4 separate regions of the Mus musculus genome follow, and all the other regions are linked to region 1. A link is a loop called in an ENCODE intact Hi-C map of the cell type or tissue named here. Cell type or tissue: left cerebral cortex. All regions are shown on one strand. Each heading gives the region's core, and the rest is flanking DNA. Links, peaks and the distances in the headings are about the cores only. Region 1 holds the start of Glipr1l3 (GLI pathogenesis-related 1 like 3). Region 2 holds the start of Glipr1l1 (GLI pathogenesis-related 1 like 1). Region 3 overlaps Krr1 (KRR1, small subunit (SSU) processome component, homolog (yeast)). Region 4 holds the start of Phlda1 (pleckstrin homology like domain, family A, member 1).

Region 1 (8,131 bases), core at 1,848-6,847:
ATACTATCATATCATCTGCAAATAGTGATATGTTGACTTCTTCCTTTCCAATTTGTATCCTTTTGATCTCCTTTTGTTGTCTAATTGTTCTGGCTAGGACTTTAAGTGCTATATTGAATAGTTAGGGAGAACATGGGCAGCATCGACTAGTCCCTGATTTTAGTGGGATTGCTTCAAGTTTCTCTCCAATTAGTTTGATGTTGGTTATTGGTTTGCTGTATATTGCTTTTATTATGTTTAGGTATGGGCCTTGAATTCCTGATCTTTCCAATACTTTTATCATGAATGGGTGTTGGATTTTGTCTCATGCTTTCTTATCATCTAATGAGACAATCTAAAGTTTTTCCAGTTTTGTTGAGTACAAAACTGTTCCTTTTGTCTTTTTTTATATAGTGGATTACTTTGACGGAGTTTTGTATAATGAACCATCCCTGCATCCCTGGAATGAAGCCTACTTGATAATGCTGGATAGTCATTTTGATGTGTTTTTGGATTCAGTTTGTGAGATATACTGAGTATTTTTGCATCGATCCTCATAAGGGAATTTGGTCTGAAGTTCTCTTTCTTTGTTGGGTCTTTGTGTGGTTTAGATACCAGTGTAATTGTGGCTTCATAGAACCAACTTTTTGTGGAGTAGTTTGACAAGAATTAGAATTAGGTCTTCTTTGGAGATTTGATAGAGCTCTGCACTAAACCCATCTGGTCCTGGGATTTTTTTTTTTTTTTTGGTTGGGAGACTATTAATGACTATTTCTATTTCTTTAGGGGATATGGGATTATTTAGGTCATTAATCTGATCCTGATTTAACTTTGGTACCTTTTATCTGTCTAGAAAATTGTACATTTCATCTAGGTTTTCCAGTTTTGTTGAGTATAGGCTTTTGTAGTAGGATCTGAAGATTTTTCAGATTTCCTTAGGATCTGCTATTATGTCTCCCTTTTCATTTCTGATTTAGTTAATTAGCATATAGACACTCTGCCCTCTAGTGAGTCTGGCTAAGGGTTTATCTATCTTGTTGATTTTCTCAAACAATCAGCTCCTGGTTTGGTTGATTCTTTGAATAGTTCTTTTTGTTTCCACTTGGTTGATTTCAGCCCTGATTTTGATTATTTCCTGCTTTGTACTCTTCTTGGATGAATTTGCTTCCTTTTGTTCTAGAGCTTTTAGGTGTACTGTCAAGCTGCTAGTGTATGCTCTATCTAGTTTCATTTTGGAGGCACTCAGAGCTATGAGTTTTTCTCTTAGGACTGCTTTCATTGTGTCCCATAAGTTTGTGTATGTTGTGGCTTCATTCTCATTAAACTCTAAAAAGTCTTTAATTCTTCCTTGACCAAGGTACCATTGAGGAGAGTATTGTTCAGCTAACACATGAATGTTGGCTTTGTATTGTTTATGTTGTTATTGAACATCAGTCTTAGTCTGTGGTGATCTGATAGGATGCATGTGACAATTTCAATATTTTTGTATCTGTTGAGGCCTGTTTTGTGACCAATTATATGGTCAGTTTTGAAGAAGGTACCATGAGATGCTGAGAAGAAGGTATATCCTTTTGTTTTAGGATAAAATGTTCTGTAGATATCTGTTAAATCCATTTGTTTCATAACTTCTGTTAGTTTCACTGTGTATCTGTTTTGTTTCTGTTTCCAGGATCTGTCCATTGATGAGAGTGGGGTGTTGAAGTCTCCAACTATTATTGTGTGAGGTGCAATGTGTGCTTTGAGCTTTACTAAAGTATCTTTAATGAATGTGACTGCCCTTGCATTTGGAGCATAGATATTCAGAATTGAGAGTTTATCTTGGAAGATTTTACCTTTGGTGAGTGTCTACACATATGTTACAACAATGAAAGAAATGGAGGTCATGAGTTTTGAGCCAGCAAGCAATGGGGTGTAGAAGGACTGGAAGGAAGAGGGATGGAGAAATATGATGTCATCATATTTTAATTTCAAAAAGAAAAAAAAGGAAACTACCAAATTAGTGGGGCATTAGCATGTAGAAGAAACTATCATGGGTTAAAGACACAGTAATAAAGTTATCAAATTGATTGCAGAGAGAAAAATACCATAAACATAATAGAGACATCAAACTGGCATGATCTGAACATACTACCAGTACTGGTAGCAGGCAACTAGGAAGAGAGAACTATTGTGAGAAACAGCCACCCATGTTTTCCAAATGTATTTTAATCTATAGATTTAGTGTGGGGAAAGCTCAAGATTCGATAACACAAGGAATGTGTGAAGACCAAGGCACCTGACATACTTTGTGTAAAGTCGATCAAGACGTAAAAGCAACAGCAGGTGGGGAAAACGAGATCACAGCAGATTTCTTGAAAGTAATGTAAAAAAAATGTCAGTAGAGTCACATTGTTAAAGATCAGAAAAACTATACTCAGTACATGGAATCCCCAATAAGAGGAGGTTTTTTTTTAATGGATTTAAAACAAATTATAAAAAGATTGTCTTGTAACTAAAGTGAACAAGAGAACTAATTAATAACTTGCCAAGTACATACCTGTGTATAATTGCGACATATTTTAGAACAGGTATTATCAACAAAATTATAATCTGTATTTTCATTATACCAATTATTAACAACATCTTCTGGTTGGGTTTCTATTTCACCCAAATATATATTTTCTCCAATAAAGTCATAGTCCAGAAGACATCCATATTGTTTTGAAGTACAGGGATTATGGCCAAGTTTGCACTCTCTAGTCCATGCTTTCGCTAGTTTTGCCAGCTTCTGGTCCCAAATCTGAAAAAAAAAAATTCAATTGAATAGTACATATCTGGTTACAAATTTTAGTTAATTTTAGCCCTTTAGTAAAAGCAATTTTTTGTTATTTGTTGTCTTAGCTGCTTTCTTATTACAAGCAAATACCTGAAAGAAACAGAAGAAGAAGTTATTTGAAACACCATTTCAGAGGGATCAGGCATGGTTACTTGGCACCATATTCCTGCCCTATCATGAGGCAAACATCAGGAGCTTCTTCAGAGTGAACAAGAAGCAACAAGAAACTGGAACAGAAAGTGACCAGGGCAAAGCCCAGGCCCTGCCCAAGTCTGCCCCTCCAAACCTGCCTCCTTAACCCTGCCTCCCCAGTCCCCACCTCACCAACGCCACCCACCTCATCAACCCTGCCTCCCTAAAGACTAACAATGTACCCCCAGAAATGTAAGAAAATAGGACAGTTGTATGTATCACTGCAACAACAAAGGCCTCAACTCAAATTCTTCTTGCAATCCTTTTGTCTCAGGGATGCCAGCCCAATGTCCTCAACCTTGGCAGCTGCCTCCCACCTCAAAGTAATGTCACAGTCAAGCCTGCAACTTGTGAGACGCGTTCTCTAAAGTGTCTCCCAAGCCTTTTATGCCTTAAGTAGTAAAGATTTCGACAGATCATTAACACCTATGAGAAGGACACCCCTTTAGAGCACAGGAGCGAATTCCAGGAATATAACAGACTTGCATTGCTTCTCGGTGATATGAGATGTACAAGCATGATTGTTAAAAATTAAAACAACGCTTCTGCTCTCTAGCACTCAGGCCATGAGTGTTTCAGGCCCCACCAATAATATGTGATGCTTTGTACAAACATTTAGAGCATGATTTGTAAATAAGCCTAACGATGTCTTACCCTAACTGGCCTTTCTCGAGAACGACAGATGGAGCTGCAATGTACCATTTTCCAAATCAGGGAAATCTCTGCATCTTACCTATCCAGATAGACCATGACTATCATATGTCATGCACAATGACCCGTGAGGTTAAAGCAATTAACTTTCAAAATTCCATTGTCATAAAAGGAGTCAAGGGTGATTCTTTCTTTTCTTCTGAGGGGGAAAATGCATCTACTAACACGTTAAAACGAATTCTTGTCTTGGTAAACCATGTTTCATCTCCCTCCCCTGCATAGACTCATTGTTCTGAACAGAATTCCTTTTCTTTCTCACCACTTGATTCATATCAGCTGCCGGGGGCTGGACCTTGCGTCGCAGTTCATTGTGGATGTTGAGGAATGCATCTATAAATTTCGGATCCAAGATACTTGGCACCCTAGGCAGATCATTGCCGAATGCCTTGGGCAGTCTAGTGGCTATCAAATACAGAGCTAATGTCCATAAAAAATTAAGTTTCTTCTTCAGGGCCATGGAAGGATGTCGTGGATACCCCTAGTGAATGTGCAAGAACAGAGATTACAATCTAAACTGGCTCTGTCTTCCCCTTAGACTGGCGAAAGTGTTCAAGGCAGTCAGTGTTGCCATGGAGACTGAAGCATAGCACGTTCTGAGCTTCTAAGCCTTAAATTGTCAGGAAAGCCTGTGGCGCCCTCTGGTGCATGGTTCGAAGCATCCAACTAGCTTTCTGAAGAGCCAACCCAGACTCACTGTGGAGAGTGCTTGGACTGATTGTGAAAACACTACAGGGCTCTGACAATGGGGCTGGCTTGTGCTAACAAAAGAGTTTGTTGTATGTATTGTCGCAGACGTTTTAGTCGCTGCACTCAGTGGACAGAAGCAAGATCGGGTGGCTCTCTTTAAGTGTGAGTTTGAGGCCAGCCTGATCTCTATAGCAGATTCCAGGCTAGGCAAGAGTTGAGACCCTGTCAGGCAGGCAGAGAAATGCAAATAACTTATGAGTTTCTTAGACTCTATTTTCCATGCCTCGCTTTTAATAATTTATCTAAAATAAACTGCATCTTCTTTTGTCTCTTCCTCCAGATAATGGGAACATAGAAGAGGCAATTGGTGAACTCTGGGGCATCCTGTGGTTTTTCAATTACTCCCTCGTCAAACATACAGAAATTCCCTTCTCAGTAACTACCTAGAAAAGTAAAAATGTTATAGGCATGTGGAAAATTAGAGCCAAGTAGTTTTCTTCTAGTCAAAATCCTTTTTTGGGATAATTTAGAATCTGTGCCCTGTGCGATGCCCTAGCAGATTCCAGATCATTTTTATTGTAAGGACTAGGACTATGCACTGAGTATGTTGCTTGCTCACCCTATTGAAAATGAAGTGTAAGTCAACTTCGTTTGGTTTAATGCTTTAAATCTGTCAGTTATTCTCTAGTAAACCCCAAGTTACCTGTAACGTCTAGTGATATTTTCAATATTTATAGATGAATATGTTTCATACTCAGGTTGTTTAATTTAATGTTTAGGTTATTACAGTGCCATTTAATTCAGGCAACACATTAATACTTACCCTGTGTTCTTCCCTAGACAATTTACCACACAAACAAAGCAATCAAAAACTTATTTTGATGAAACTAGTTACCAAATTAAGTTATGAAACAAAAACGAACGAGGAAACACAGGAACACAACCAATAAGAACAAATCCAAGCATCCTAACAGAATCGTTACAGAGTTAGAAAGGACATGTTGGTGGTCTATTATCAGCTGGCGGGGGCTTGCTATGTATACTGCTGTGGTGTCGCATGCATAGGCAAACTGAGTTTCTTATAGTCCGTACTCCAATATAAATATAGCTATGTGCATTCTTACACATCCAGCCAGACAGATAGGACCACGCCCATTCCTGTGTATATAGCGCCTCTTCATTATGTAATCCGACCATGACTGACACCCGGGTCCTTAAACCTTTCCTCATCTTCCTGCACTTCCTACCTGAAGGCCCCATTTTTCTCATTGGCTTGATTGCTAATTAAATTGATGTCCTTTTCCCTAGGACCTGCCCACCAGGCTGTGCCCTTCACATCAAAGGTGACTCTCCCTTATTTACAGATTTTTCTCTAAATCTAAAACAGGCACTTTAAGCCTCCAGTCAAAGTTTGTTTACTAAATAAAGAAACACGCATGCTATTATTACACTGCGTGTGTTTTAACGTTCTTCACCCACCCACCCACCGTGGAAACTGTTTCTTATTTGCAAGGCCTAATAAACATTTTGGATTCTGTCTGTGACATAAGAGGCAGCGATAGACAGGCTTCTGTGCCTTACTTCTAATCTTTGGTGTATTAGCAGATTCCATGGGCTCAGCATATTCTGAATGCAGGGAACACTATGCAAATAAATGTTGAAAGTAAAACATAAACTTCAAAGGAAAATGTAGTGGATGCAGGCAGCTCAGGGGGTGAGAGTCTACAGCCTGAGTTTGAATCCCCAGCACCCCCATCAACTCCATGTATAATACATATGCTCACCTCTAACCCCAGCATTGCGGGAGAGGAGCAAGCAGGCAGGTCCTAATAAGTTTTATGTTTTTTTTTCTTTCTTTCTTTTGTGACAAGGTCTCATGTAGCTCAGCCTGTTGCCCTTCAACTTATTACATAGCTGCGAATCATCTTAGACTTCGCAGCCTCCTGCCTCAACCTCCTGAGTGCTGGGATTGATCATCATATTAACTTTTTGAAGTTGTCAGGGGTCAAATCATCTTCCTTAACCATGCCAGGCACCTGAGCTGTGTCCCCACCCCAGAGTTCCTTTTTTTAAAAAATTTGGTTATTTTATTTATTTACATTACAAATGTTACCCCCCTTCTTAATTTCCCCTCCACAAACCTCCTATCCCTTACCCTCTCCTCCTGCCTCTATGAGGGTGCTCCTGCACTGACCCACCTACCCTCTCTCGCCTCAGGGCCCTAGCTTTCCCCTACATTGAATCATCAAGCCTCCACTGGACCAAGGGCCTCCACTCTCACTGATGCCTTACAAGGCCATCCTCTGCTACATATGCAACTGGAGCCATGGACCCCTCCATGTGTACTCCTTGGTTGGTAGTTTAGTCCTTGGGAGCTTTGGGGGTGTCTGGTTGGTTGATATTGTAGTTCTTCCTATGGGGTTGCAAAGAGTTTACAGTTTTAAAACCCACAAAATATATTTGAAATTTGAATGTGAAACTGTTTAAAATGTGCCTGTTTTGGAGAAAGTTGATTTTTCAAAAGATATTAAAATTTTAGAATCTTAAGCCTCAAAATATTTGCAGATCTGAGATTGCATTGAAAGATACCACTTATTGTTATTGGCGTAGAGTTGTACAACTACTCAAGCTAACATTGTCCCTTTATGGACAGGTAGTTGAGACCCAAAGATGTTGCAAACATAGGTAAGATTTTGGTGGGAAAATTGGTGATAGTCTGGGATACAGGATATTTTTATGGTTGTTTTCTCCTCGAATATCAAATTGGACTCTGGACATAATGGTAGTTGCTCTGTGAAATAATGTTCAAAGGAATTCCACTAAATGAATGATCCACTGTGATCCTTGCCGGGTTTTGCTGGTCTCCTGGTGCAGGAGAAGCCTGCTGTGCATGAGTCCCCTACTGTAGTCCAGGCCAGGGTTTATCACACCTCAGATTTGAGCTCTTGGTCTGGGAGGCTACACTTTAAAAAAAAAAAAAAGAAAGAAAGAAAGAAAAGAAAGAAAGCCTTTGGACTCCAGGTGGGTTTGTCTGCTAGTGTAGGGGTGTTTGTCCAGACTGTAGAGGCAGCCAGAGGAGTGGAAGGATTAGAGTACAGATTCGGGCCCAGAGGTGGAGTCAAAGTCCCTTTTATTACTGGGGAAGTTGGAGAGGGCCAGGAGGCCTAGGGAACCAACTCCAGTTGCCTAGCAACCAGAGACTCTGGTCTAGACTGTTGTGTTTTCTGGGACCTGCTCCTGAGTTTGCCAAGGGTAAGCTTTCAGAAGGAAGTTCTTGGTGGAAGGAATCACCATGGTTTATACAGCTTCCAGTCCTTCTATTTTCGATTTGGGGTGTAAGGAGCTAACACTATTAGGTCAAGTCAGCTTGCCTTGCTCCCTAGTGTGGCCCTGAGTCCTGGAAAAAGGAGCTAGTAGATTCCTTTGGGAGCACTCCAGGTACTGTAAAGTAAGCTTTAAATTGAATTAGGAACGACTTTGTGTTCAGTTTCAGACCTTGGGTGGATTGTCACCACGGACTCAAGGTGGACTCAGTCCCTGTCCCTCACGAATTTAAGTACTGAACTGTATTTATTAATCGCTTCCTTGTTTATGAACTGGATCAGATGTCTTTCCTTTCATGTGTGTTCTGACTTTGCATGAACAAATTCAAAGCTCGGGATACACTTACCAGGAGTGAATAGCTGGAGTTGGAAGTGGTCCCTGTTAAGAGACAAGGAGGGAATGAAGCCTTCGTGACTCAGTGGT
Region 2 (8,131 bases), core at 1,382-6,381, 100 kb before region 1:
CCTCAAAGCCTATCTTATAAAACAGAAGAGGGGAACTTTTGAGGAGACTGTACCCCGAGCACCAAGAGTGTCGGTGTCTTTGGCACTCTTTACACTCAATTTTTTAAATATTGATGCTCATGGCCATACTGCGGCTGAACGTCATTGTTCAGAGCCAGATAGGCCCAATGAGATGGTTAAATGGAAAAATGTCCTTGATAATAAATGGTATGGCCCGGATCCTATTTTGATAAGATCCAGGGGAGCTATCTGTGTTTTCCCACAGGATGAAGACAACCCATTTTGGGTACCAGAAAGACTCACCCGAAAAATCCAGACTGACCAAGGGAATACTAATGTCCCTCGTCTTGGTGATGTCCAGGGCGTCAATAATAAAGAGAGAGCAGCGTTGGGGGATAATGTCGACATTTCCACTCCCAATGACGGTGATGTATAATGCTCAAGTATTCTCCTGCTTTTTTACCACTAACTGGGAACTGGGTTTAGCCTTAATTCAGACAGCCTTGGCTCTGTCTGGACAGGTCCAGACAACTGACACCATTAACACTTTGTCAGCCTCAGTGACTACAGTCATAGATGAACAGGCCTCAGCTAATGTCAAGATACAGGGAGGTCTCATGCTGGTTAATCAACTCATAGATCTTGTCCAGATACAACTAGATGTATTATGACAAATAACTCAGCAGGGATGTGAACAAAAGTTTCCGGGATTGTGTGTTATTTCCATTCAGTATGTTAAATTTACTAGGACAGCTAATTTGTCAAAAAGTCTTTTTCAGTATATGTTACAGAATTGGATGGCTGAATTTGAACAGATCCTTCGGGAATTGAGACTTCAGGTCAACTCCACGCGCTTGGACCTGTCCCTGACCAAAGGATTACCCAATTGGATCTCCTCAGCATTTTCTTTCTTTAAAAAATGGGTGGGATTAATATTATTTGGAGATACACTTTGCTGTGGATTAGTGTTGCTTCTTTGATTGGTCTGTAAGCTTAAGGCCCAAACTAGGAGAGACAAGGTGGTTATTGCCCAGGCGCTTGCAGGACTAGAACATGGAGCTCCCCCTGATATATGGATATCTATGCTTAGGCAATAGGTCGCTGGCCACTCAGCTCTTATATCCCATGAGGCTAGACTCATTGCACGGGATAGAGTGAGTGTGCTTCAGCAGCCCGAGAGAGTTGCAAGGCTAAGCACTGCAATGGAAAGGCTCTGCGGCATATATGAGCCTATTCTAGGGAGACATGTCATCTTTCATGAAGGTTCAGTGTCCTAGTTCCCTTCCCCCAGGCAAAACGACACGGGAGCAGGTCAGGGTTGCTCTGGGTAAAAGCCTGTAAGCCTAAGAGCTAATCCTGTACATGGCTCCTTTACCTACACACTGGGGATTTGACCTCTATCTCCACTCTCATTAATATGGGTGGCCTATTTGCTCTTATTAAAAGAAAAAGGGGGAGATGTTGGGAGCCGCCCCCACATTCGCCGTTACAAGATGGCGCTGACATCCTGTGTTCTAAGTGGTAAACAAATAATCTGCGCATGTGCCAAGGGTATCTTATGACTACTTGTGCTCTGCCTTCCCCGTGACGTCAACTCGGCCGATGGGCTGCAGCCAATCAGGGAGTGACACGTCCGAGGCGAAGGAGAATGCTCCTTAAGAGGGACGGGGTTTCGTTTTCTCTCTCTCTTGCTTCTTGCTCTCTCTTGCTTCTTGCTCTCTCTTGCTTCTTGCTCTCTTGCTTCTTACACTCTTGCTCCTAAAGATGTAAGAAATAAAGCTTTGCCGCAGAAGATTCTGGTCTGTGGTGTTCTTCCTGGCCGGTCGTGAGAACGCGTCTAATAACAACATCACAGACAGAATCCAAAGTGTTTATTAGGCCTTGCAAATAAGAAACAGTTTCCACGGTGAAGAACGTTAAAACACACGTAGTGTAATAATAGCATGCGTGTTTCTTTATTTAGTTAACAAACTTTGACTGGAGGCTTAAAGTGCCTGTTTTAGATTTAGAGAAAAATCAGTAAAGAAGGGAGAGTCACCTTTGATGTGAAGGGCACAGCCTGGGGGGCAGGTCCTAGGGAAAAGGACATCAATTTAATTAGCAATTGAGCCAATGAGAAAAACGGGGCCTTCAGGTAGGAACTGCAGGAACATGACGAAAGATTTAAAAGCACATTCTGTGAAGGTAGCAAGGAGCACAAGAGACTAAGCAAGGAGTCACCCTGATAGATGCCTCTGGGGAGCACCCTTGTCAACCTGGTAGATACCTCTGAATGAAGAAAGGATACCCAAATGTGACCTGGGTGTCAGCTATGGTCAGATTACATAATGATGAGGCGTGGAGATATATACACAGGAATGGGTATGGTCCTATATGTCTGGCTGGATATGTAAGAATGTGCATATCTATATTTATATTGGAGTATGGAGTATAAGAAACTCAGTTTGCCTATGCGTGCGACACCACAGCAGTACACGTAGCAAGCCCCCATCAGCTGATAATAGACCACCAACATGTCCTTTCTATCTCTGTAGCGATTCTGTTAGGATACTTGGATTTGTTCTTGTTGGTTGTGTTCATGTGTTTCCTCGTTCATTTTTACTTAATATCTTAATTTGGTAACTAGTTTCATCAAAATAAGTTTTTGATTGCTTTGTTTGTGTGGTAAATTGTCTAGGGAAGAACACAGGGTAGGTCTTAATGTGTTAGCCTGAATTAAATGGCACTGTAATAACCTAAACATTAAATTAAACAACCTGAGTATGAAATATATTCATCTATAAATACTGAAAATATCACTAGACGTTAGAGGTAACGTGGGGTTTACTAGAGAATAACTGACAGATTTAAAGCATTAAACCAAATGAAGTTGACTTACACTTCATTTTCAATAGGGTGAGCAAGCAACATACTCAGTGCATAGTCCTAGTCCTTACAATAAAAATGATCTGGAATCTGCTAGTCATCGCACAGGGCACAGATTCTAAATTATCCCAAAGAAAGATTTTGACTAGAAGAAAACTACTTGGCTCTAATTTTCCACATGCCTATAGCATTTTTACTTTCCTAGGTAGTCACTGAGAAGGGAATTCCTGGATGTTTGACAAGGGAGTAATTGAAAAACCACAGGATGCCCCAGAGTTCGCCAATTGCCTCTTCCATGTTCCCATTATCTGGAGGAAGAGACAAAATAAGATGCAGTTTATTTTAAATAAATTTTTAAAAGCTAGACATGGAAAACAGAGTCTAAGAAACTCATAAGTTATTTGCATTTCTCTCCCTGTAGCCTGACAGGGTCTCAACTCTTGCCTAGCCTGGAATCTGCTATGAAGATCAGGCTGGCCTCAAACTCACACTTACAGAGAGCCTATTGCTCCTGCCTCTGTTCACTGAGCGCAGCGACTAAATCGTCTGCGACAATACATACAACAAACTCTTCTGTTAGCACAGGCCAGCCCCATTGTCAGAACCCTGTAGTGTTTTCACAATCAGTCTTTTCCCAGTCCAAGCACTCTCCACAGTGAGTCTGGGTTGGCTCTTCAGAAAGCTAGTTGGGTACTTCGAACCATGCACCAGAGGGCGCCTCAGGCTTTCCTCAGAATTTAAGGCTTAGCTGCTCAGAACGTGCCATGCTTCAGTCTCCATGGCAACACTGGCTGCCTTGAACACATTCCCCAGGCTAATGGGAAGACAGAGCCAGTTTAAAGTGTAATCTCTGTTCTTGCACATTCACTAGGGGTATCCACGACATCCTTCCATGGCCCTGAAGAAGAAACTTAATTTTTTATGGACATTAGTTCTGTATTTGATAGCCAGCAGACTGCCCAAGGCATTCGGCAAAGATCTTCCTAGGGTGCCAACTATCACGGATCCGAAATTTATAGATGCATTCCTCAACATCCACAATGAACTGCGACGCAAGGTCCAGCCCCCGGCAGCTGATATGAATCAACTGGTGAGAAAGAAAAGGAATTATGTTCAGAACAATGAGTTTATGCAGGGGAGGGAGATGAAACATGGTTTACCAAGACAAGAATTCGTTTTAACGTGTTAGTAGATGCATTTTTCCCCCTCAGAAGAAAAGAAAGAATCACCCTTGACTCCTTTTATGACAATGGAATTTTGAAAGTTAATTGCTTTAACCTCACGGGTCATTGTGCATGACATATGATAGTCATGGTCTATCTGGATAGGTAAGATGCAGAGATTTCCCTGATTTGGAAAATGGCATTGCAGCTCCATCTGTCGTTCTCGAGAAAGGCCAGTTAGGGTAAGACATTGTGGCTTATTTACAAATCATGTTCAAAATGTTTGTACAAAGCATCACAGATTATTGGTGGGGCCTGAAGCACTCCTGGCCTGACTGCTAGAGAGCAGAAGCGTTGTTTTAATTTTTTTCTTTCCATTTTTTATTAGGTATTTAGCTCATTTACATTTCCAATGCTATACCAAAAGTCCCCCATACCCACCCACCCACCCCCACTCCCCTACCCGCCCACCCCCCCTTTTTGGCCCTGGCGTTCCCCTGTTCTGGGGCATATAAAGTTTGTGTGTCCAATGGGCCTCTCTTTCCAGTGATGGCCGACTAGGCCATCTTTTGATACATATGCAGCTAGAGTCAAGAGCTCCGGGGTACTGGTTAGTTCATAATGTTGATCCACCTATAGGGTTGCAGATCCCTTTAGCTCCTTGGGTACTTTCTCTAGCTCCTCCATTGGGAGCCCTGTGATCCATCCATTAGCTGACTGTGAGCATCCACTTCTGTGTTTGCTAGGCCCCGGCATAGTCTCACAAGAGACAGCTACCTCTGGGTCCTTTCGATAAAATCTTGCTAGTGTATGCAATGGTGTCAGCGTTTGGATGCTGATTATGGGGTGGATCCTACATCTCATATCACCGAGAAGCAATGCAAGTCTGTTATATTCCTGGAATTCGCTCCTGTGCTCTAAAGGGGTGTCCTTCTCATAGGTGTTAATGATCTGTCGAAATCTTTACTACTTAAGGCATAAAAGGCTTGGGAGACACTTTAGAGAACGCGTCTCACAAGTTGCAGGCTTGACTGTGACATTACTTTGAGGTGGGAGGCAGCTGCCAAGGTTGAGGACATTGGGCTGGCATCCCTGAGACAAAAGGATTGCAAGAAGAATTTGAGTTGAGGCCTTTGTTGTTGCAGTGATACATACAACTGTCCTATTTTCTTACATTTCTGAGGGTACATTGTTAGTCTTTAGGGAGGTAGGGTTGATGAGGTGGGTGGCGTTGGTGAGGTGGGGACTGGGGAGGCAGGGTTAAGGAGGCAGGTTTGGAGGGGCAGACTTGGGCAGGGCCCCTGGGCTTTGCCCTGGTCACTTTCTGTTCCAGTTTCTTGTTGCTTCTTGTTCACTCTGAAGAAGCTCCTGATGTTTGCCTCATGATAGGGCAGGAACATGGTGCCAAGTAACCATGCCTGTCCCCTCTGAAATGGTGTTTCAAGGTAACTTCTTCTTCTGTTTCTTTCAGGTGTTTGCTTGTAATAAGAAAGCAGCTAAGACAACAAATAACAACAAAAAATTGCTTTTACTAAAGGGCTAAAGTTAACTAAAATTTGTAACCAAATATGTACTATTCAATTGAATATTTTTTAAAATTTTTTTTCAGTTTTGGGACCAGCAGCTGGCAAAACTAGCGAAAGCATGGACTAGAGAGTGCAAACTTGCCCATAATCCCTGTATCAAACAACGATACGAATGTCTTGAGGACTATGACTTTATTGGAGAAAATATTTATTTGGGTAGAATTGAAACCCAACCAGAAGATGTTGTTATTAATTGGTATAATGAAAGTAAATATTTTAATTTTGATTTTAATACCTGTTCTGAAATGTGTGGCCATTATACACAGGTATGTACTTGGCAAGTTATTAATTAGTTCTCTTGTTCACTTTAGTTATAAGCCAATCTTGTAATTTGTTTTAAATCCATAAAAAAAAAAAACCCTCCTCTTAATGGGGATTCCATGTACTGAGTATAGTTTTTCCAATCTTTGACAATGTGACTCTACTGACATTTTTTTTTTACATTACTTTCAAGAAATCTGCTGTGATCTCGTTTTCCCCACCTGCTGTTGCTTTTACGTCTTGATCGACTTTACACAAAGTATGTCAGGTGCCTTGGTCTTCACACATTCCTTGTGCTTTTGAATCTTGAGCTTTCCCCACACTAAATCTATAGATTAAAATACATTTGGAAAACATGGGTGGCTGTTTCTCACAATAGTTTTCTCTTCCTAGTTGCCTGCTAGTACAGTATGCTAGAACATACTGGAAGTATGTTCAAATCATGCCAGTTTGATGTCTCTATTATGTTTATGGTATTTTTCTCTCCCCAATCAATTTGATAACTTTACTACTGTGTCTTTAACCCATTATAGTTTCTTCTACATGCTAACACCCCACTAATTTGGTTTAGATTCCCTTTTTTCTTTTTGAAATTAAAATATGATGACATCATATTTCTCCAACCATTTCTTCCCTCCAGTCCTTCTATACCCCCCTGCTTTCTGGCTTCAAACTCATGACCTCCATTTCTTTCATTGTTGTAACATATGTATAGACACTCACCAAAGGTAAAATGTTCCAAGAGGAACTCTCAATTCTGAATATCTATGCTCCAAATGCAAGGCCAGCCACATTCATTAAAGCAACTTTAGTAAAGCTAAAAGCACACATTGCACCTCACACAATAATAGTGAGAGACTTCAACACCCCACTATCATCAATGGACAGATCCTGGAATCAGAAACTAAACAGAAACACAGTGAAACTAACAGAATTTATGAAACAAATGGATTTAATAGATATTTACGGAACATTTTACCCTAAAACAAAAGGATATACCTTCTTCTCAGCACCTTATGGTACCTTCTTCTAAATTGACCATACAATTGGTCACAAAACAGGCCTCAACAGATACAAAAATATTGAAATTGTCCCATGCATCCTATCAGATCACTATGGACTAAGGCTGATCTTCAATAACAACATAAATAATACAAAGCCAACATTCACGTGGAAGCTGAACAACACTCTCCTCATTGATACCTTGGTCAAGGAAGAAATAAAGAAAGAAATTACAGACTTTTTAGAGTTTAATGAAAATGAAGCCACAACATACTCAACTTATGGGACACAATGAAAGCATTCCTAAGAGGAAAACTCATACCTCTGAGTGCTTCCAAAAAGAAACTAGAGAGAGCATACACTAGCAGCTTGACAGGACACCTAAAAGCTCTAGAACAAAAGGAAGCAATTCACCCAAGAGGAGTAGACAGCAGGAAATAATCAAAGTCAGGGCTGAAATCCACATAGTGGAAAGAAAATGAACTATTCAAAGAATCAACCAAACCAGGAGCTGGTTCTTTGAGAAAATCAAGAAGATAGATAAATCCTTAGCCAGATTCACTAGAGGGCACAGGGACAGTAGTATCCTAATTAACAAAGTCAGAAATGAAAAGGGAGACATAACAACAACAACAACAACAACAAGAAATCCAAAAAAATTCATCAGATCCTACTACAAAAGCCTGTACTCAAGAAAACTGGAAAACCTGGATGAAATGCACAATTTTCTAGACAGATCCAAGGTACCAAAGTTAAACCAGGATCAGATTAACAATCTAAACACTCCCATATCCCCTTAAAGAAATAGAAACAGTCATTAATAGTCTCCCAACCATAAAAAAAAAAAAATCCCAGGACCAGATGGGTTTAGTGCAGAGATCTATCAAATCTCTAAAGAAGACCTAATTCCAATTCTCCTCAAACTATTCCATAAAATAGAAACAGAAGATACTCTATCCAATAGGTTCTATGAAGCTATAATTACTCTGATATTTAAACCACACAAAGACCCAACAAAGAAAGAGAACTTCAGATCAATTTCCCTTATGAAGATCGATGCAAAAATACTTAATGAAAGTCTCACAAACTGAATCCAAGAACACATTAAAATGCTCATCCGTCCTGATCAAGTAGCCTTCATTCCAGGTATGCATTATATAGAAATCCATCAATGTAATCCACTATATAAACAAACTCAAAGACAAAAACCACATGATTGTCTCATTAGATGCTGAGAAAGCATTTGACAAAATC
Region 3 (8,131 bases), core at 1,302-6,301, 180 kb before region 1:
GAACCCTCGTCTTTTGACTCTAAATCCAGCTGTCTTGCCCTAATCAGTAGTACCTGTAGGGCCTTGGGTACTTTGTTAGTTATTTACTGTATGGTCATAGTCATGAGACATGCTTTGTTTGAAACAGTTGACTGCTGTCACAGAAGATGGAGAAACCACTGAGAACAGTTAAAGTGTATCTGGTGTGGCCATAGACACTGATTCATGGGATCTGGTGTGGCCATAGACTCTGATTCATGGGATCCAGCGTGGCCATAGACTCTGATTCATGGGATCCAGTGTGGCCATAGACACTGATTCATGGGATCTGGTGTGGCCATAGACTCTGATTCATGGGATCTGGTGTGGCCATAGACTCTGATTCATGGGATCCAGTGTGGCCATAGACTCTGATTCATGGGATCTGGTGTGGCCATAGACACTGATTCATGGGATCCGGTGTGGCCATAGACACTGATTCACGGGATCCGGTGTGGCCATAGGCTCTGATTCATGGGATCCAGTGTGGCCATAGACTCTGATTCATGGGATCCGGTGTGGCCATAGACACTGATTCATGGGATCCGGTGTGGCCATAGACTCTGATTCATGGGATCCGGTGTGGCCATAGACTCTGATTCATGGGATCCGGTGTGGCCATAGACACTGATTCATGGGATCCGGTGTGGCCATAGACTCTGATTCATGGGATCCGGTGTGGCCATAGACACTGATTCACAGGAGAGTTTACAGGAGCTTACCCCTCTTCTGTCCAGTCTGTTGAAATCTTTGTGACCGCTTCATTTTTCTTTGTAAATTGCAGGTTCGAAAAGTAGTCCTTGATACCATGAAGAATATCCATCCAATTTATAACATTAAAGTGAGTCTTGTTTATACATTATTAATTAGTGATTGTCAGAGTTCTACTTCACAAACTGAAAATTAAATATTGTATGAAAATGTAATATGTAGAGAATTGGGGATAAAATTTGTCCCACCACTCTCTACCCTGGCCCTCTTTGGAGATTGTATCTCCCTCGTAAAATCTATGGAAAGAGACCCTGTCCTTCATTGTAGCATTCCAGTGCAGTGAAGAGAGGCCGCTCAGGACTGAGGATAGGCGGCATCAGTAGATTTTCTGCCTGTGTCAAAGTCTGGACTCTCAGGTTGCATGAAAGCTTCCTTTGGGAGTTAATGCTTGCACCGTGTGTGGGGAGACACTGATGCAGCCATAGTGTTGATGGGTGCTTGTGGGGGATGCGCTGACATTTCAGGAAGCTGCGGGTAAAAGTGATTTTAAATTCCTGGGACTTAGGATACCTCAGTTGCTACTGAAGGCTTCCCACTCACTGGAAGCAACAGCTAACTAAGCACCAACTCCCCCTGTTATTTAGTGGACGATGGCAGGGAAGCTGGGCTTCGCTTTCATATGATGTCTTCGTTTGATCTAGACTTAGAGTTTCTGGTATTTGGCTGGTTGTGCAGGCTTAGTTTCGTTGCAGTTGGTTTCATTCTGAACACGAGAAGCTTGTCCTTACTTTTAGAAGCAATGTGATGATGATGATGATAATGTATGAATTTTAAAATACATAGTTTTATTTATATGTATGTGCCTAAAGACCTTGATGATTAAACGGGAGTTGGCAAAAGATTCCGAGTTACGATCACAAAGTTGGGAAAGATTTTTGCCACAGTTCAAGCACAAAAATGTGAATAAACGCAAGGAACCGAAGAAGAAGAGTGTCAAGAAGGAGTACACGCCCTTCCCGCCCCCACAGCCAGAGAGTCAGGTCAGTGGCCAGCGGCGAATGCTGGGTGCGGGTGAAACTGCAGTATCCTGGGTTTGGAAACACTAGAGTTTGGGTTGGCTGTGGGTGTGCATGTGTTAGGACGTGAGAACTTGATAGCAAGGGTCGGGGAGTGGGCATCCCGTTGTGAGTAAACTGTGTTGGGGGAGGGGGTGTCAGGCAGCCAGGACCATGAAGCTAAAAGCTGCCTAGGGGTTTCACATTTTGACCACGTACTGTAAAGTCTTACCTCCACATGCATTTGTTGCCGTAGCTGTGAGCTGCAGGTTCCTTCCTTGTTTGTCAGCTGTCTTCTGGTCCTCTCCTTCACACACACAGCCAGGAGCCCCTCTCCTCTCCGCCTCTCTTTCTCATATGAACATTCTTTAGCCACACCCTCCCAGGAAAACTCAAATTAGAGTTAGGCAAAAAAATTAAAGTGGAGAAATTGGATTAAATTCACTAAAAGTTTGTGTCTCCAACTTCTGCTAGGCCTTAACTACGTTGCAGTCCTTTGTGTCCCCTTTCTGTTCCGTCCCACACCCGGCAGATCCCAGCATTGTACAGCTCTGGAATATTTGAGGTCATCAGAAAAGAGTTCCTTAGACTTCTCCTTGTCTCGCATTTCCTGACCCATGTAAAGTCTCTTTTTGTGCTTGAGTTGGAGTTCCACTTCTCTGGGATCTGGTTTGACTCTTCCCTTCTTTGCCTGTATCTCACAGTACTCAGTCTTTACTATGTTGTTTCTCATTTAAACATAAACCGTTTTCTGCCCACCGTCTTCCCTTCCTCATTGACCTGTGCTTGGGGTTTCAGGGAAACCCTTAAGGCCAGTGGCTGGGGCAGGGGTGTTAGTGAGAATGGTGTTCGTAGCAGTGGACATGCCCAGCAGTGGCATCATCTGTTCTGGGAAGGAAGGAGAGTGGGAGCCAAAGGAGCACCATTACATATCAGGGTTGTACCCTGCTCTTTATACATCTACAGCTCCTTGCTAAGTCAGGGATTGTGACTAAAGATCTGTCCTTCCATATGAACTTAGGATTGTCTCTTCCCATCTGTGAAGAACAGTAATTGCATTGACTATAGTTTGCTGTCGGTGACGTGGACATTCATCACTATTAATTCCTTGAATCCATTGACAGGGAAGATCTTTCCATCTCTATCTTCAGCCATTTCATTGGTGGTCTATAGTGTTCATTGTAGAGGTCTTGTGCTTTCTTACTAAGTTTGCTGGTGTGCACGCACGTGTGTGTTGAAGCTGGTTCTAGTGAGTAAGGTAGCTTCCCAGCATTCCCAGCCTTCTGCTCACGTCTCCCTGGATAACCATGAGTGCAGCCACTACCTTTGTAGATGGGTGTATGGTGTCATATATCAAAAGATTGGATGCCCTTGACTTTAGTAAATTTGTTACTGGGGATAGAAAAGCTAAGGGCTTTGACTGCTGATTCTGTATCTTCTCCTGGGTTCACTCATCAGTTTTCAATGTTTCCATGGCAGCCTTAGCATTTTCTATGTAACTGAATCCATAAACCGATGGACTGCCTACTTACCGGCCTCTGGTGCCGTGCTGACTGAAAACAGTCAGTTCTTGAAAGTTTAAAAGTTCAGCACTGAAGCCATTCGGTGGTCCTGGGCTTTTTCCCTTTTATTAGGAGACATACTCATTTAGTCTCTTTGTCACTGACAGATTTATAAACGCCTAGAGCATGTTTCCCTTCAAGTCTTATAATTGACATGTAGTTGTGTAATAACTGCTAGCGAACTTTTGTATTTAGTTAATGTGGGTTTTAATATTCCCCCTTTTCCTAATAGTTTTATTTGGGTCTTACCTCTTTTCTTGGTGAGTATTGGTCGTTGCCCTGTGGGTTTTTTGTTTTATATCTGACTAGTCAGGGATGTTGGCCCAGCAGCTCCACAGGAAAGTTGGTAGGAACCTTAGCACCCCCTTTGTGACACCCACTGTTCTGGGCTTTCTAATATTATAGTGCTTCAGTCTCTCTTGTTGATACCCCATGTGCCCAAAACAAGGTTGAACACCCATTACTTTGTCTCTTCTTTGTGAAGGGAGAGGCCCCGTAAGTTTCTTGAAACAGCAGTGCCTTGACTTGTGCTCACACCTCTTTGTGAGTAAGATATTTTATATGACCTGACTGTGGGTCCGTGTCCTCATGCCTAAGTGAGGTGATGACATTGACCTCAAGGGACTTTGAAGTGAGAAAGTACAAGAATTAAGACAGTGGCTTTGTTTGGGTCCCCTCTTCCTCTTAGCTTCTCCCCTCTCCTCTGTGACAGGGTGTAGTCCTGTAGCCCTGGCTGGCCTTGAGCTCTGTCCTCCTGCTTTACCCTCCCCGGGGGGTGGACCAAAAGCATGCACAGCCACACCTGGCCTGCACAGCCACACCTGGCCTAGAGCCTTTCACTGTTCTTTTGTGCCATAGCTTCTATCCTTTCTAAGATCGTTCTGCCTTCTTGGAGTCTCAGGTTCCCCCAGACTCATCTGATTGCTTTTCACACCTTGCTGACACTCTGACATTTGATCCTACCTGAATTAGTCAGCTGTGTGGGTCACAAACACGCCTTCTATCCTAGCTCCACATTTGCATTAACCTCAGTTTGTATTTACCTCTTATGTGACCAGTCACTAATTGATGCCACACTCTTCCTAACCCCAAGGACTCTGTGACTTCTTAGGGAATTCCCTTGTCTACATTATTTCTGGTCTAACTGTAAATACTGTTTCTAATAGATTGATAAAGAATTGGCCAGTGGTGAATACTTTTTGAAGGCGAGTCAGAAGAAGCGGCAGAAAATGGAAGCAATAAAGGTAAGGATTTTTCAGATTCCACGCAGCATCAACAGCACAGTTTGTTATCAGTTGTGTTTCACTAAGGCGTTTCTCACCGATGTAGGCTAAGCAAGCAGAAGCTCTTACAAAGAGGCAGGAAGAACGAAACAAAGCGTTTATTCCACCTAAGGAAAAGCCAGCTGTGAAGCCAAAGGAAGGTAAGAAGTCCGTGGTCTATGACAAACAACCCCAGAGTGCATGTCAGCCTCTAAGAAACAACGGGCTTCCTCGGCTGGGTTAATTACTCACGAGCCTAGGCAAAAGTGACCCTCAAGGTTTTTATAATCTAGGCGTGGCTGTCCTGGGCTGGGGTTAGATTCCTTATTGGGAAAGATGTAACCCCAGAGCCACATGTCATCTCTGTGAAGACATGCAAACATTGTTGCCACACTGGAGAGGCCTTTCCCAGCTGTGGCTTAAAAGCTCCTTTCTGTGTTAACACATACTTCTCATCAGCGTAAGGTCTTAATAATCAGCTGTCAAGAGGAGGGCTGGATAGATGGCCCAGTGGTTAAGAGCACTGACTGCTCTTCCAGAGGTCCTGAGTTCAATTCCCAGCAACCACATTGTGGCTCACAACCATCTGTAATGGGATCTGATGCCGATTTCTGGTGTGTGTGAAGACAGCTATAGTGTACTCATATAAGTAAAATAAATCTTAAAAAAAAAAAGATGAAAAGCTGTCAGGAGGAAAAACCTCAGGTCATCGCTTAACCACACCTGGCCTCATTCTGCTCTGTCCTCCATTTTCTTGACTCTGTAGCACTTGTCAGAGGAACTGCAAAGCCAACCTCAGCACAAGGAGGTGGGAAACCCACTTTTAAGTACTTTGGTAGCTGTGTAACCATCAATGATTAAAGATGTAGTTGCCCTATAGAGTGGAGGTTTAAAATATCTGTACCTCCAGTGTCTAGGCTGTTTGGATGGTACATTCTAAGTTTTAATTCTTTCATGCTAAGAAAAAAGTTGCATCCTTTTAAAATTGTTTTTTGTATTTAGTTCAGCCTTAAAATAGTTTGGCCTGTTAAGACCACTAGATGCAACCAGGCATGGTGGCGCACGCCTTTAATCCCAGCACTTGGGAGCTAGAGGTAGGTGGATTTCTGAGTTCGAGGCCAGCCTGGTCTGCAAAATGAGTTCGAGGCCAGCTAGGACTACACAGAGAAACCCTGTCTCGAAAAACCAAAAAAAAAAAGACCACTAAATGCTGTCACAGTTTATTACAGTTTTTACTAACAAAATCATGTTAAAATACTTCTAGCTTAATTTGATAAGCCTTGTTAGAGTTACTGAAGGGATCTCTCTATATTTATTTTTCATGAAATATAATTTTAAAATGCTTTGTGTGGAGTATGGAAAATTGGCTTCCTAATGAATAAAGTTCCAAAGTACAAAATTGTTTGTAATGTGTACAAATCACGTGACGTGTAAAGAATGAGTTTGACTGTGACTGAATTAAGTATGCTGTCAGCCATGGGGTTTCATCTGCATGGTTGTACTCAACTGGAGGGACCAACATGGGGTTTCATCTGTATGGTTGTGCTCAACTGGAGGGACCAACTGTTTTTAGATGTCTCTGTTTCATAGATGACCTTTAAAAATATAATATGACATTTGTGTCTGTTTTAAACTTCTGCAGCTTCTACCGAAACTAAGATTGATGTGGCTGCTATCAAGGAAAAGGTTAAGAAAGCAAAGACGAAGAAACTGGGCGCTCTTACAGCGGAGGAAGTTAAGCTCAAGATGGAGGCTGACGAAAAGAAGCAGAAGAGAAAAAAGTAGCATTGGGAAAAAATCCCGAACTTTCTAAGGTGTTTCCTTTTGTAAAGGATTTTGAGATGCGAAGGTTTTAGCTGAGTCAGACTCAGGAAATCATGACCAGTTTCCTTCTGTTTGTGGCCGTATGCTCTGTAAATATAAATACGTAGGAGGTAGATGCCTACGTGTACATTGTGCCCAACTGGTTCCAGGCAAGTTTTGCCTAGCTGTTTTAGGAATATCTGTTATTTTAAATTATATAGATTTTTGGAATGAGTCATCAAATCCAATGTTTGTTGCCATTGGTTGGTCTTCATAATACTCAGAACATTTGGTTTTGAGGAAAATACGTGCAAAATTTCCACTTAATTTCTTTTATTATTTTACTCCAGGATTTAAAAAACAACAACAGAAAATCCAAGGCCTCTAAATCAAATCTGTCACTGTTCTGAGTGAGGAAATGGTACCAGGAAAATGTATATGGGTATCTTACCCTGCAGTAAGCATGTGGGTCCCTTCTCCCACTGAGGCCAGAGGAGGGCATAGACTCCACTGGAACTAGAGGTGTAGGTGGTAGTGAGACAGTGTGGGGACTGGATATCAGACACTGGGCTTTGCAAGAGCAGCAAGAATTCTTGAGGGCAATTGGATTTAGAATTATCAACATGAGTATTACAGATCTGGAAATCTGAGATTTCCTGGGCGTGCGTTACTCGCTGCAGTCCTTGCTATGGCAACCTGGTCAGTCTGTATTCGTAATGCCGAAAGACAAGTTAACTCTGTAGACTTAGAAGAAATTCTTTTGACTGAGATTTTATTGAAAAGTTTTTAAATAGCCGCATGTGATTCAGTTGTCCCCCAACCACAGCTTTAGTCCAAAAGAACCAAGTTAGGATATTTGTGCTTTACCCAGATGGTAATTATAACAGACAGTAATAGGAGAACCGACTTAGCAATGAGAAAGAGAGATGTGTATCTGTTACGCAGGTATATAGGCCAGTCTGGATAATCGACAGAGTAGTAACCTGTGAAACGAAGAAGAGTGGACTCAGTTTCCCATGCTGTGCTAACCCAGCCTGCATAGTGCCCCGGGAAAACAGCTTAAGGTTTGCATACATACGTGAGACCTGGTCTCGTCGTGGGTTAACTGTAAAACCAGAATTAAGAAAAAGTTAGGTGTAGGGGAAGCTGTGTTTCTAATTCTTTACAACCGTGACCTTGATTTGGCTTTAAGTACAATGATTTTCAAAGATCAGTCCAGTTTTGGCTGCAGTATCAATAAGATATTTTTCAGTCTTTTTATATGAACTTGATATGTAAATTTTTGTACAAAAGACATATTACCAGGATGATTGAAAAAAAACATGCCACAACTACCAGATGAATCTGGTTTTGAGCTATGGTTGAAACTAAAGATTAAAATATGATTTGTAAATAATGCAATTAAAGTATTTCTTTTAATTAAAGTAGTTTGTTTATGATGAAGGAGGTAGCAGTTTCTCATCCAACCCAGCAGGACACCAAAGTCTCAGCCGGGTATCTGGCTTATCAGATGATGTCTCCCCCTCCCTTCTAAGCAGCCCTACCCAGCCTGGCTTCTGTGAGCCAGGCTGCTACAGAGGTGGCAGCAAAGAACCATGGGATTGGCAGAGCTGCAGTCGCTTTTGCTCCCTTCACACTGTGGAAAAATCAGACTTCTTAAGGGCAGTCTGTTAAACTTTCCCTGCGGCCTCAGCTCTGCCTAGTGTGGCTTACCTACCAG
Region 4 (8,131 bases), core at 1,636-6,635, 660 kb before region 1:
ATTAAGTTAATTAAGCAAGCGTATGTACCTGTCAGTGACAAGCTGTGCTGATAGTGAGAGGTGGGGTTTGTGTCTGCTGGTTATAAACTCAGACATTAAACTAGCCTGCATTAAAAACGGAGACTCTGGGACTAATTATGGGCTGTCACATTGTTTTAGAGAGATGAAAACATTGTTGGAGTAGAAATTTTCATTTAAAGATTTTTTTCTCAGATTTTTACATACTGTGTAGACTATTCATTTTGACATCTTACTGTAGCTTCAGATTTTTCATCTTTCAAGAAGTTGACAGATGTTTTGATATCAAAGAAATTGGACACAACAAACAGGAAGTGAGTTATTGACTTTACTTTAAAATCCATATAAAGCTCAAGTTGTTTAAAGGTAGTATGTTGAAACTACATTTTTAACTTAAAAGGAATTGGGAACAGTGATCAAAAATGCAAGTGACAAGCCCAACATTTATTCTGTGGTTTGGTAGAATAATTTCTGCCTCGATAAAAACTTGGGGTAGGGATAAGTCGGGAATCTGGCATTTGGCTAAAGGAACCAAACCAGTGTTCCCAAGGGGAGGTCCTAGGAGAGCGAGCCTGCGTGTGACGGCTCAGGACAGCCTCAGTGCGCAAGGATGTGAGGTGGTGATCCAGTTTGTGCTGCACTTCATATGTTTAAAAATATTAAATTTCAACTTATTTTTTTTAAACACATGATCACAGGCTTGATGGGCAGTGCTTTTGGCTTTGTATATAGTAGACTACATTAAGGAGGCTTCAAGTTTTTCAGGCTCATTATAGTTCTCATTTCTTAAAAGTGCTGGCTGACTATCGTTGAGAAACTTCTTTTCTTGAAGTGGGGAGTGAATGCTATTTAGAAATGTAGCCTGGGTGGGCCTGGAGGGATGGCTCAGTAAAAAGTGTTTGCTGCTCTTGCAGAGGACCTGATCCTTTTCCAGCACCTACACAGGGTCTTTGCATAACTCCTGTCCAAGGGAGATGGCAGATACCCCTCAAGCATACAGTCGTTAAAGCATAGTCTTTAAAACAAAACAAAACAAAAAAAGCAGCCTTTGTGCTAGGTAAGCTTTTTCTTGGGAGGTTTTAAGGTGTCGGATAGTACATTACAAATACAGACTTCTGGATTGTCCCCTACCCTCTAAATGGTATTTGTTGACATCTAGGAAGTTCCTCTGTTAGAATAATAAAAATTTATGCAAACTCGAATAATCTGTACCATAATGCTTTTAATGGCCAGGTATAAACACACAAGATTGCAGTACATTGAGCTCCATAGAGACAGCGCTTGTGGAAGAAAAAAGTAGATCCTAAGAAGCCAAAAGGCAAAATGTCCTCATGTGTGTTCTTTATGCAAACCTGCCAGGAGGAGCACAAGAAGCACCCGGATGCTTCTGTCAACTCAGAGTCCTCCAAGAAGTGCTCAGAGAGGTGGAAGACCATGTTTGCTAAAGAAAAGGGGAAATTTGAAGATATGGCAAAGGCTGACAAGGCTCGTTATGAAAGAGAAATGAAAAATTACATTTCACTTCCATCCCCCAAAGGGGTAACCAAAAAAGAAGTTCAAGGACCCAGTGCTTCCAAGAGGCCTTCGCCTTGTTCTGTTCTGAGTACCGCCCCAAAATCAAAGGCCAGCATCCTGGGTTATCCATTGGTGATGTTGCAAAGACACTAGGAGAGATGTGGAACAACACTGCAGTGGATAACAAGCAGCCCCATAAGAAGAAAGCTGCCAAGCAGAAGGAGAAGTACGAGAAGGATATTGCTGCCTACAGAGCTAAAGGAAAACCTGATGCAGCGAAAAAGGGGGTGGTCAAGGCTGAAAAGAGCAAGAAAAAAGGAAGGTGAAAAGGATGAGCAAGACAAAGATGATGGGATGAATAAGTTGGTTTTAGGACAGTTTTTTTCCCCCCTGTCTATAAAGCATTTAATCCCCTGTACACAACTCACTCCTTTTAAAGAAAAAAAAAAAAACTGTAAGTCTGTGTAAGATTTGTTTTTAAACTGTACAGTGTCTTTTATTTTTGTAGTTAACACACTACTGAATGTGTCTTTAGATAGCCCTGTCTTGGTGTGGTATTTTCAATAGCCACTAACCTTGCCTGGTACGGTCTAGGGGTTGTAAATTGGTATGGAAATTTAAAGCACGGCACAAATTATGTATGGGGACAGTTTTTTTTCTTTTTCTTTTTTCTTTTTTTTTTGGTTTTATCTTTTTTTGTTTGTTTTGTCTTCAGTTGTCTCTGATGCAGCTTATATGAAGATAATTATTCTGTTAACGGAATACCACTCTGATTGCAAAAAAAGCAGCTGTTTTGTTGACATGTTGACTGCTAAGTAAATACAACTTTTTTATTAAAAAAAGATACATCATAAGTGGGTAACATGATTAAACTTGGGCTTTGGAGCCCACCTCCCATTTGTGAGCAATAGTCAATACTTAATACCTGACATTAATATATCTAGAACCTGATGTAACTGGATTTGTTTGTTTGTTTGTTTGTTGGTATCAAACAAGTATATTTAAATTTGGTTGGTTTACTTTGTGAGCATACTTTGGAAGATCTTAGGTGGTTCTAAATTTTTTACTTCGTGGTTTCAAAGGCCAGAGTCTTGCTAGGTAACGGGGGCATAAGTACACATAAATACTATTAGACTGGGTAATGGCACAAAAGCCATGGCCCTATTGAAAGCTTTCCATGTTTGCTACTTTCAGTTTTAAGGTGAGTTTAGCTTAGCCTGTTTCTGTGTAATTTCTTTGGTAGTATCCTGAGAAGACAGAAGGAAAATAAAGTCAGTTCCACTGTCCTATCGTCAGCCTGACACCGATAGTCTCCTGGCCTGTGACACTATCTTCTGAGATGCCTATTCTGTGTGTATCAGTCCTGTGTGATTTTGGACTTAGTACTTGATGTTTTCAGTATCATGCGGAGGTTGGTTGTTCAAATGGATAAAAAAACACAGAGTAGAATCTGGTATGAATTGGGAAAGAATTTATAATGACAGTAATAATTGCTGCCATTTAGATTGAAGAAAGCTTAAGCAGTTACTTGGGTGTTTAGTGAAGTGCAGTTTGTTAACTTTTTTTTGAAAATTCCCATTGTGTAGGTCTGACTGGCCTGGGCCTCACTGTGTAGAGCAGGTTGGAAACTCCCAGGTCTCCCTGCCCCCAGGAGCTGCACACCGAGGCATGCCTGGTGCTGGTCAAACTTTGATAGGAAATAAAATTAGGAAGGGATTAGCTGCAGCCTAAGGTGAAGTTTTAAAGCTTTGGGTGACAAAAGGTTGCAGGGTTTGGGAAAGGCAGTGGCGTTAGCATTGCTTGGAGGCCGTTGAATGCTGTGCTGCCCAGTATTCAAGGCAGCCGCCTAGAGCTCCAGTTTGAAGATGCCAGATGCTGATGTGTTCTGTGCCGTGTGCAGATGCACTTCGACTTTCACCTGCCTACCCCTTCTGAAGGGTTGCCTGCAAGGAGTGAAAACTAAAGGCTAGTTTGCAGGGGCTGAGAGTCTCATGGGGGTCCGGGTAGAAGGTAATTAAAAATCTTCTCTAGTACTTGGAGCTGGGCAGGTGGGCTAGAGATGAGTATTTACAAGGCCCTAGGTCCCATGGCCAGCATAAGAAAAGGGAAAGAAAAGGTGCTATGGGCACTGTTTGTTCCATGAAACAGAACGCTGGCAGGGTGGGTGTTGCCAGAGAGCAAACCTCAGTCACTGTAGGTGCTGTTAGGTGATTTAAGATTTACCTCCTTTGAACGCCTCTTGAGGCGTTCAGGTGCACTACATAAACTGGTCACTAGGGGGCATCAGCTCATCAGCCTGTACTGCAAAAAGCTATAGCCCTGAGAAGTCTATTAAAAATTAATAGACTTTAGAAGTTAGAAATTAATTTTTGAGGGTTCCCCCCAAGAAAACTAGGAAATAGTTGGGAAATCTTGGGTTTTATCAATGTGGGTGGGACTATTTGTGTTTTAAACACTGATAAAATACCTGATAATTTCATTGTATAGTAGCTTTTTAACTTTTTTTGTGCATATAGTGGGGTGGCAAGTATGCCATAGCCTTTAAGACCAGCAACTGTAACATCTGAGCCATTTTGTCCACTCTTGTTACTCTTGCAGGCATTGGGATGCTGGTATAGGAATACCTAACACTATTGCTAAAAAACTCCAAGCCCCATGGGATTCAATGTATATGGTAATTAGGGAATAATATGAGTCAAGTTTAGTGCGTGCTGTAGTACGTTTTAAAGATACACCAAGTGCAGATAGGGTTTGCTGGCTAGGTACTGAGAGGAAAGAATGGTGAAAGGCACGTGTTCTCAACGCATTTGCAATCTTTATGACCCATGTGTTGAAGTAGTTAAAAAAAAAAAAAAACCTTGATGACACAGGAAACTGGGAAGCGAGGTCTGGGATTACGGCAGAACACAGCTTGTGCACGGAGCTGGTCTGTTGCCCACACCCGACCTTGCTTCCCTCCCTCCCGCCCTCTGAGCTGTCTAGGCCCCTTGTCCATCAGAGTGCAGGGTGCTGGTGATGAATGCATTCGTTCTCTGCTTGCCATGTAGGTGGTGTATTTAGAGTCCTCAGTGGGTGTGTCCTGAGTAGACATTTTCATGAAATTGGGTCCTAAGGCTTGGAGCTCTAGTGTCTAAACCAGTTCATCCCAGAAGACCTTTTGTATGTTTACTGATTCCTAGTTACATGGTAACTAGAGTTTTCTTTTCAGGGTCCTTTTAAGTAAAATATCCCATTTTCCGTGATCAGTTCTTAAAGTCAAAGGCGCGTTTATAAGAGCTACTGAGTATCAGGCGTTTATAAGAGCTACTGAGTATCTAGCTTGGGGAATCTGCTTCACTCTTTGGCAATAAGTACTTGGCTATGCCAGGAAGGTGGAAAACAGAACACCTTAAAAACAAGTTGAATGAACCATTAATTATGTAAAGGAAAACATTTTTAATGTTTCCTGCATTTTCTGACGATTTATCTTTTGAGGATTTTGTTTGTTTGTTTGTTTTCTTTAGGAAAAAGTCTCTCTAGCCAGTTAAGTGAGGTGGCAGTTGAAATAAACAGAGCAGAGTTTCAGGCTACAAAATTCTGAAACTTAAATTTCCAATAATGGAACTTATTGTGGTCAATGTACACATAGCTTACCACAGAAATACTAATTGTGAAACAGCCAGAGGGAATCAGGGAATTTTAAAGTCTTTAGTCAGAATGAAGTGAACACGTTGGAAATCTATGATGACTGGGCATTTGCAACTGTTTTAGGAAAAATAGTGCCTGGTAAACTGGGCTACAGTTCACAGTTCAGTGCTTTTCCAAATGGGATACCTTTCTCAACTATGCCTCTCTGTGTTGGCTACAAACCTCTACCTGGCTTTAGGGACTCTGGATACTATAAATGCACTTTCCAGATAACAAGAGAATGCTGTTCTGCTGAAAAAAGACAGCTGGTAGTATAGGAACTCTGGAGTGCTGACCTGTTCTACAGAGGTGGGGGAAAGAAATTAAGGTGGTTAGTAATCAGAATTACAAGTCTATTCTTGGTATACACAAAGATAATGCTTATGCATGATCACATTAGAAATCTTTACATTTGTTTTTTTGGGGGGGGGGGGGAATGGGGAACAAAAACGAAAGGCTGTAAAATGAGTCCAAATGTAAGACTCAGAATTGTTTTTTTTGAACTGGTCCATTTGATCAGAACCTTGGGTGAAGGTCCAAGAACTCTGTTTTCGAGAAGACATTTCTGTTAGCTCTCAGATTAAGTTCGAGTTTCATAGCACGACACACGAAAGACTTTGAATAGTTCATCCTCGACATTCTCTTCGATTGGATTCCTGATTCTTCCTGGCGGTGTGGCAGCAGCCCTTGTCTGACCAACAGCCTGTTTTGTCCTATCTCCTTATGGTGAGAGGAGGCTTAGAGGTTATTTTCCCAAACTGGAGACTAGATCTGTGCTTTATAGTCTACCTTATCAGGAAAGGTTTAAAGGCAAGACGGAGACTAGGACTTTCCAGAGTCAGATTCCCACAGGTGTTTGTAGGACATTCGCCAAGGCTTGTGTGTATGACCTCCCAATGCTGGACATCTGCCTACCCTGCTACTGCTGTGGACTGCAAGGTCTGATCTAGAAGGAAACCCGAGGGCCTAGAGAGATGGCACTCCTCGCAGAGGTTCAATTCCCAGAACCTGTTCTAGGGATCTGCTGATTTCTGACCTGCGTTCTCATACAATACGTACTACACACACACAAGCAAAACATACACTCACAAAAACAAAAACCGCTTGGTGAGTCTGGCTATTTTGCCTGTGTTCTGTGGCAGGAAAGGAAGTCAAGAATGTATACCTGGAGTGAGTCCACCCTTATTTCCCTGTCACTACAAACTGGTAGCTTTATTGTTTTGCCTTAGCTAATTGCCCCCAGGAACAACTATTTATTTAATGGCTGAACAACACCAACAACAAAAAAGCTCGAAGCACTCTTGGGTTTTGTTCCCTGAGATGTTTACATAGCTATGGGGGGGGGGGGGGTAATGCCCGCTATGGAACTTCGTCCCCTAAGTTTTATGCCCTTGTCTGGAGTCGGCTCCGCGTTGACCCCAGGGGTGGCTCCCCAGGCCTGCCTGGATCTGCTACCCACCCCCGCAGCGGAGAGCCCACCTGCTAAGGAAGGGCCGGTCCGTGGGGGGATGGTTTTTCGGCGCCCTCTGGGCGTCGGCAGTCGCCGCCCGGCAGCCGCGGCGACCTCAGCGACCGCGTGGAGCCTCCAGGAGTTTCCAGAACCTGCTTCCAGGCGGCGCGGGCGGCCGTGGGCGGTGGGGCGGGGCGGGGGCGGAGCCGGCGGCGGGGCTGGGGCGGAGCCGGCGGCGGGGGGCGTGTCCGCGGCGGGCTCTGGGAAGGCCCCAAGTTAATGAGGCGTACGCCGGCTGCCGAGCGCCTCTCGGAGCTGGGTTTTCCCCCGCGGCGCGGGCGCCAGGAGCCGCCTTTTCCGCTGGGTGTCACTCGGGGGTGGGGAGGGTGGCCCATTGAAAAGCGCCGCGAGGGGCCCCGGCCAGTGCCCTTCAGTGAGCGCTCGCCGGAGGACGGCAGAGAGCAGCCCGCTCACGGCTCCGGGATCTTGTGGCGAGTCAGGACGCGCCTGTCCCTCTGCCGGGACCCCGAGCCACCGCCGCCGCCGCCACCGCTCTGTCTCCTGCGAGTCAGCCTTCTCTGCGCGCTCCGGGCGGGCGGCCGCGGAAGCCGCTGGGGCGAGGACGGCGCAGGGCTGCTACTGCTACCCCCAGCCGGAGCGTCTGGAAGCCTGAAGGCCGAGCGGAGCAGCAGCACCCCTTATGCCGGAAGGATGCTGGAGAACAGCGGCTGCAAGGCGCTGAAGGAAGGAGTGCTGGAAAAGCGAAGCGACGGGCTGCTGCAGCTCTGGAAGAAAAAGTGCTGCATCCTCACCGAGGAAGGGCTACTGCTCATACCGCCCAAGCAGCTACAACAGCAGCAGCAGCAGCAACAGCCCGGGCAGGGGACGGCCGAACCGTCCCAACCTAGTGGCCCCACCGTCGCCAGCCTTGAGCCACCAGTCAAGCTGAAGGAATTGCACTTTTCCAATATGAAGACTGTAGACTGCGTGGAGCGCAAGGGCAAGTACATGTACTTCACTGTGGTGATGACGGAGGGCAAAGAGATCGACTTTCGGTGCCCCCAGGACCAGGGCTGGAACGCCGAGATCACGTTGCAGATGGTGCAGTACAAAAATCGCCAGGCCATACTGGCGGTCAAGTCTACCAGGCAGAAGCAGCAGCACCTGGTCCAGCAGCAGCCTCCGCAGACGCAGCAGATCCAACCCCAGCCCCAGCCGCAGATCCAACCCCAGCCCCAGCCGCAGATCCAGCCTCAACCCCAACCCCAGCCCCAACCTCAGCCCCAACCTCAGCCCCAACCCCAACCCCAACAGCTCCACTCCTACCCGCATCCGCATCCTCATCCTTACTCTCACCCGCACCAGCACCCACACCCGCACCCGCACCCGCACCCTCACCCTCACCCTCACCCGTACCAACTCCAGCACGCGCACCAGCCTCTTCACTCGCAGCCGCAGGGTCACCGGCTTCTCCGCAGCACC

What was found. Peaks named below come from ENCODE experiments on the same cell type or tissue, not always from the same donor. Only the 100,000 strongest peaks of a DNase experiment are listed, where the experiment ranks them.
Region 2: a loop joins it to region 1, with 9 times the contacts of the local background. A loop is called at or near these places in 17 of 42 quality-filtered maps.
Region 3: it touches region 1 in a loop (5-fold over the local background); 9 of 42 quality-filtered maps call a loop at or near these places.
Region 4: a loop joins it to region 1, with 6 times the contacts of the local background. A loop is called at or near these places in 2 of 42 quality-filtered maps.

The regions. Positions count from the first base shown.
Region 1 is chr10:112,156,053-112,164,183 of GRCm38, forward strand. Glipr1l3 (GLI pathogenesis-related 1 like 3) reads right to left here and starts at 4,275. Exons shown (of 5, transcript NM_001374031.1): 1 at 3,957-4,275; 2 at 2,516-2,758. The coding sequence starts at 4,154. Caps2 (calcyphosphine 2) reads left to right here and starts at 7,569. Exons shown (of 18, transcript NM_001310675.1): 1 at 7,569-7,636. In left cerebral cortex, for the core only: a CTCF peak has its summit at 4,329 (motif pointing left); DNase peaks (open chromatin) are centred at 4,310 and 5,532; H3K4me3 peaks cover 394 bases.
Region 2 is chr10:112,056,553-112,064,683 of GRCm38, forward strand. It overlaps Glipr1l1 (GLI pathogenesis-related 1 like 1), which reads left to right and starts at 3,637. Exons shown (of 5, transcript NM_027018.1): 1 at 3,637-3,955; 2 at 5,638-5,880. The coding sequence starts at 3,758. In left cerebral cortex, for the core only: a CTCF peak has its summit at 3,579 (motif pointing right); a DNase peak (open chromatin) is centred at 3,607.
Region 3 is chr10:111,978,289-111,986,419 of GRCm38, forward strand. It overlaps Krr1 (KRR1, small subunit (SSU) processome component, homolog (yeast)), which reads left to right. Exons shown (of 10, transcript NM_178610.4): 6 at 803-859; 7 at 1,599-1,769; 8 at 4,513-4,590; 9 at 4,676-4,769; 10 at 6,251-8,131. The coding sequence ends at 6,393. Glipr1 (GLI pathogenesis-related 1 (glioma)) reads right to left here. Exons shown (of 6, transcript NM_028608.3): 5 at 7,490-7,516; 6 at 7,160-7,394. The coding sequence ends at 7,240. Among named protein-coding and RNA genes, the nearest start is that of Krr1, 9.7 kb to the left of the region's middle. In left cerebral cortex, for the core only: no CTCF peak of the experiment used is centred there; no DNase peak of the experiment used is centred there.
Region 4 is chr10:111,499,477-111,507,607 of GRCm38, forward strand. It overlaps Phlda1 (pleckstrin homology like domain, family A, member 1), which reads left to right and starts at 6,810. Exons shown (of 2, transcript NM_009344.3): 1 at 6,810-8,131. The coding sequence starts at 6,929. It also overlaps the pseudogene Gm5176. In left cerebral cortex, for the core only: a CTCF peak has its summit at 3,811 (motif pointing right); DNase peaks (open chromatin) are centred at 3,462, 3,791 and 6,085; H3K4me3 peaks cover 189 bases; H3K27ac peaks cover 341 bases.